Regions from separate parts of the Homo sapiens genome. Here region 2 is linked to region 1. A link is a contact called in ENCODE Hi-C data. All regions are on one chromosome and are shown on one strand. Each heading gives the region's core, a stretch centred on a gene start or an enhancer-like site at or near the end of the contact. The rest is flanking DNA. Distances are from core to core; before and after follow the strand shown. Region 1 holds the start of RDH14 (retinol dehydrogenase 14). Region 2 overlaps GDF7 (growth differentiation factor 7).

Evidence for each region. A loop is a pair of places that touch in the nucleus more often than their neighbours do. Pooled maps may share reads with other maps.
Region 2: a loop to region 1 is called in a pooled map, with 8 times the contacts of the local background. The contact joins the enhancer-like site here to the promoter of RDH14 in region 1. A Hi-C loop is called at or near these places in 2 of 50 pooled maps.

The regions. Positions count from the first base shown.
Region 1 is chr2:18,559,314-18,561,993 of GRCh38, forward strand. RDH14 (retinol dehydrogenase 14) reads right to left here and starts at 1,340. Exons shown (of 2, transcript NM_020905.4): 1 at 867-1,340. The coding sequence starts at 1,259. All of the region lies in intron 10 of NT5C1B-RDH14 (NT5C1B-RDH14 readthrough), which reads right to left. LOC105373456 (a long non-coding RNA gene) reads left to right here and starts at 863. Exons shown (of 6, transcript XR_007086234.1): 1 at 863-1,378. RefSeq lists enhancers at 500-549, 1,360-1,409, 1,470-1,519, 1,530-1,749 and a silencer at 760-1,269.
Region 2 is chr2:20,675,030-20,677,709 of GRCh38, forward strand. It overlaps GDF7 (growth differentiation factor 7), which reads left to right. Exons shown (of 2, transcript NM_182828.4): 2 at 1-2,680. Among named protein-coding and RNA genes, the nearest start is that of GDF7, 9.2 kb to the left of the region's middle. RefSeq lists enhancers at 696-815, 1,206-1,265, 1,276-1,375, 1,646-1,915. Within about 2 kb of position 1,367, at least 14 of the 41 ENCODE cell types and tissues checked have a DNase peak (open chromatin) inside an H3K27ac peak, as active enhancers do.

The DNA.
Region 1 (2,680 bases), core at 90-2,589:
CACTGCCAGGCAGCAGGAGGAAAGAACAAGGGTTAAAAGCAAGTGTTCTGGAGACAGACCACAAGCAAGTTTCTTAGCCTTCCTATGCCTCAGTTTCCTCGCGTTGTAAAACAGGGATGATAATAATGCCTACTCCACAGGGTTACTGTGTAGCTTCAATGACAGTTATAGGCAAGGACACTTCATTTTCATTTAAGACAAAAAGGAAAATCTGAAATGCTTGGCACAGCTCCTGGCATACAGATCTTCAATAATGCTGGGTGTTATTTTTATTCCTGTCTCTGTATGGAGCATGACCACTGGGTTCCAAAATGTATTCTACTTGGAAATCAGGCCACAGTCCCGTTAAGGATGGTGCTGAGTTTACTGGTGGCAGCGAGCTCCTTACCCCAGCAGAAAAGGGGCAGAGGCCGGGGGAAGGAGAACTTTTTTTAAAGGACTGATATGAGGTCCTTAGCTAGCAACTTCCCCCAGTGCTCAGGGGTTCTGAAGACACAGCTTGGTGCAAATTCACTTCTGACACAGGAAAAACAATTCAGAGGCCATGGATCTACTTCGGGGCGGTCCTCACGTAACGAAATGAAACGTTCAGAAACTGGTTTATTTATTTTTCTCTTGGGCCCATTTCTTTTTCGACATCCTTAGAGGACAGAAGGCAGCCCTCCCAGTTAGTTTCTCTTTCCCTCTCAACCCTGCAGCTTCCCGGCCGCCTCAAAGTGGCTTTTTGGACTCCTCTCAGCCTCAGCGGTTCCCAAGGTGACACCCTGAACCCCAGGGCGGTCCCTCGCGGCTCAGCCCCAGCCCGCAGTCCCCTCCCACACCGTGCCCAGGCCCTCCCCACCAGCCCGGCCCCCCGAGGCCCACACCTGGAGCATTTCCTGGCAGAAGGCGCGCACCGAGCGCAGCGAGGCGAGGTCCAGCTCCCGGACTATGAGCTCGCCCACCCCGCTGACGCCAGGCTCTGGGCCGCACTCCGCGGCCTGGCGGAGCTCGCGGCGGAGCTGACCCGCCGCCTCCTCGGCGCGCGCGCGGTCCCGGCAGCCCATGATCACCCGCGCTCCCAGGCGCAGTAGCTCGGCGGCCGTGGCGCGGCCCAGGCCGCTGTTCGCCCCGGTGATCAGCACAGTCTTCCCGTGCATGAGGCCGGGGTCCCCGCCTCTGCGCAGCCGCTGGACCCTGGGCCCCACGAACCGGCGGGCCGCCAGCCACAGCGCCCCGCCCAGAGCGGCCAGTACTGCCGCCGCAGTGGCCACTGCCATCGTCAGGCCCGAGGGCCCACCGGCCCCTCCACGGGAGTTCCGCAGCCGCCGCCTTACCGGAACCCAAGAGACCACCTGTACGCGGAGAACGCTGGGGCGCGGCGGGTCGGCCCCTGACGGTGCGCGTGGGGCATGCTGGGACTTGTAGTTTCCCTCTGGGGGGGTCGCCTGATTGGTTGTGAGAGTTCAGCGCCCTGGGTCCTGCGCCCTCCGTGGAAGCTCCTCCCAGCCTAATGATGGAGGCTGGGCAACCAGCACAGTGTTCAGGGTGCTGGGGTTCATACGTATTGAAATCCCAGAGTAGTGGCGGACTTCCCCATGGGAATGTCTGATGAGTACTTTGAATCACAGATCTCTGTACAGGCCCTGTTACAAATGCCACTCCTCAGGGCATTTCGTGTGTTTTCCTTTGAGGGCTCTTGGGACTTGTAAATTCAGTTCAATTCACCTTCTGAGGAATGGGCCCTGACAAGCTGAAGTCTGAGGTAGGACTGTTTTTCATAGATGAGACAAAGAATTAAGCAACATGAATCAGTTGGAAATAGAATGGTCGAGTAGTTCTCAAACTTAAATGCACATCAGAATCACCTGGAGGACTTGGGGTGGGGGTTCGGGGTGGGGGAATGAAACAAAACGAAAACAAAAAACCAGGGCCCCAGTATTAGAGTTTCTAATTCAATAGGTACAGGATGGGGCCTGATAATTTGCACTTTTAACAAGTTTCCAGGTGCTGCTGCTGCTGCAGATCTGGGAACCACACTTTGAGAACCACTGAACAAGACATTATGTCATTGGTCCCTATTAAAAAAAAGAAAGCCATCTTCAAATGATCTTCACACTGGCAGAGGTACAGTGGGAAAAGCTTGGACTTATTGTAAATATAGGCTTCTGAGCAGGCCATTTACAAATGCCTCCCTGCCCTCTCCATAGGACTATTACACACAACGATGGAAGGCAAAGTGCTTGGCTCACTGTAAAATGCCTCATTAATATCAGGGTTAGTGTCACAGGGACCCTTCTTCAAGCTACAAACTTCATAGCTGTAGACCAAGCTACTTTTAAAGACTCATTCGTTCGTCTGCCTCTCCATCCAATATGTGCCTGGCCCTGCCTGTTCCCTGTTAGAGCCACAGAGAAATGGGACACCATTTCTGCTCTCAGGGTGCTTACTTTCTGGAACTGTGATCTCCCACTTCCCACCCTCCACCCATTGCAGGTTCTCCAGACAAGGAAAAAGAACCACAGCTTGTGTCGTTTGAGACAAACTCCCCAATAATTGTGATAATCCATCTTCCACTCCCTTACATTTGGGAAGGATGTAACATGCAACTAATAGTCAGAATACAAAGAAAAAGGGATGGATTCCAGGAGGTTTCTTATGAGTAATGAGAATGGAGCTCAGAGGTGGGAAAGAGCACTCT
Region 2 (2,680 bases), core at 117-2,616, 2.1 Mb after region 1:
CAGCTCGTGCACAGATAAGGTCAGACTTTTCCTGTGCTTGAATCTGGTCTCCAGGAAATCCAGTGGCAGGAAGAGAGTGTCCTGAGGCTGCCTCTGGGGGCACAGAATCACTGGGCCTCGCTGATTCTCATGAGAACCTGTCATCTCAGTGAGACAGGCCTCCCACTGGCCCTCAGTGGGCCATAGGCCAAGAGGTCTGAGTCAGATCGCGCAGTGAGCTGGAGGGAGCGAGGCTCTGAAAGCAGCAGTCTAGCAGAGGGAGTTTGGGCCTGCGCTTACCCCTCAGAAAGTGTCTGGATTGGGAAGGGAAGAGAGGAAGCTGCCGAGCGAACCCAGCAGCCAAACTTTGGGTGAGTGGAAAGTAACTAGATCCCTCTGGTGGATGGTATATTTGAGCTGCACCAGAGTCAGAGCCCACTGTGGGCTTCCGAGTGCCCAGAGGCAGCTGCTCCCACAGCACGGACTGCGCCCGCCAGGGGAGGCCGCTCAGGGGCCAGGGCACCACAAGGCGTCTCCTGAGAGACGTCTGAGGCAAGTTATGGGCAGTCACCTCCCTGCTGGAGCTTCATCTTCTGCCCTGTAAAATGATGCCCTTTCCAGTTCCAAGGTTCTAGGATTTTACCTTGCCTCAAAACCCACTCAGATAGCTTGAAGGCAGAGCAAATGTGATGGCTCCTGGAGAAGGTCCTCTCCCAATCCCAGTCCCAGAGCCTCATCTTACCGGTTTCGCAGCTCTTGCCTGTGCATGTGCATGTGTGTGCGTGTGTCCATTTTACTCCTATCCTTAATAGGTGCCTCATGGATGTGCTTTGAATTCCCCTGGGCTGAGGTAGGTGTGGGGAGGGCCCGCACCTTGAGGGTGGGGTTCAGCTCCCCAGAGCCAGGAGCTGGCTGAGGGCACTGCCCATCCAGCTGCAGTTCCTCCTGTGCTCAGTGGGGTGGGCGGAGCCACACTCAAGCTGAGACTGTCTGAGAGACCTAGTGCTGGGAAGGGCTCTACCTGCTGCTGGGGCCTCTGCAGGCAGAAGGGTAAAGGCAAGGCTGTGCCTGGTTGGTCACCCAAACGGGGGCCTGGGACTGTCCCAGAAGCCCTGGATGAGGCAGGCAGGACTGTCCCAGAATGGACTCCTTGGGTCCTCACCCCCTCCTCACCACCATGCCCATGTCTGGCTCTGAGGTCCCCTTGCAGCTTCCCAGGGGAGTGACCCTGGGGTAGCATCAGAAGAGCTTGTCTCTCTCTTCCTTTTTGTGGTCTGGAGAAGTTAACATAAAGAAGCACCAGAAGGGAGGACCCAAAAAGATGTTTATTTCTAAGTTTTCAGACAGCTTGGCATCTTGTACCTGGAACCTCCTGACCATGTAGGCTGCAGCACAGCTGTCTTCCTCCCTCTGTGCTGTTCTGGACTTTAATCTGTGTGCACAGCTTAGTGCGTCACAAATAGTAACTGAGTGAGGCTGTTGTGAAAGAAGCCTGTTTTTTTCAGGAGGGCCACCGTCCTAGCCTGAGGAGACACCTGGTGGACACAGACTGCAGGGAGAGGGCTGAAAGTTGGCCTAGTGAATCAGAGGGGTGACTGAGGGCCTAGAAGTTGCCGCGTGAGCTCTGATCATCATTAGGGGTGCTGTCTGCCCATGACCTGCAGGTACCCACCTTAACCAGAGCTTGGCTTGTGGCCTGCAACTTGGCGACAGGCCTTTGGCTGGGCAAAGTTTGGGCTGGTGCTTCATGGCGGCAGGACCAATTACAGCAGAGCAACCCAGGATGGGTGGTCATTGAAAAATGGGTGTGAAGTCACTGAAAAATCAGACTGAGTTTCAAGTTATGCTCACAGTTGCTGAAAAAGCAAAAATATGCCCTTAGAGCAGCAGAGCAGCGTGCGATGGTCCACTTCCTCCTGCCTCTGCAGAGCTTGCAGGCCTCTTCTAGCATCTGTGCATGGTGCGCATGTGTCTGTGACAACAGAAAGGGTGGGTTTCTCTCACACGTTTCCCTGACAGTGGCAAGGGGGCTGCAGCGGTCACAGAAACTTCCGGAGAGAGGTGTTTCTGTGCAGTCAGGTGAATTTGTTGGCAGGACAGCTTGGTGTGATGATACAAGAAGTACAGTTTCACTCTTTTTTTGTCAGATGAACTTCCTTCTGCTAGTTTAGAAATGCTTCACTCCAGAGAGGGCCACCTGATAGAAGCTGTATTACAGAAACTTTTAATCTCTTTTCTATGTCAGTAAGGGGATGCTGAAATAAACTGTCTAGAAAAACAAGAAGCTTCTGTCACACCCAGGCCACTTTCGGCAGAGTGGTCCAGAGCGGCCAGGGCACGGCCAGCTGCTTTGCATCTGCATTCCCGTTTCATTACCTTTTGTGTTGTGGGCCAACAGGAGTGCTACGTAGTGGGGGCTGGAGATTTGTCCAGGCAGGAGGTGGGCAAGTGGCTGTCTTCTCTGCAGAATACCTGCACTGCTCCATCTGACCAGCAGTGGCAACAGCCACAACCAGTTCTGCATCTAGCTCCTGCCCAGACCTTTGGCTGCCAGAATCTAGAACCATGGCTGACCAAAGCGAGACTTCCGAGTAAGGTTCGTTAACAGGCATCCTGCTGAATTAGAAGGAAACAGGAACGAATCCAAAGCAAACGGGGCTAAACTTCCCTCGAGGACATTTCCTGAGCTGCAACATGGGAA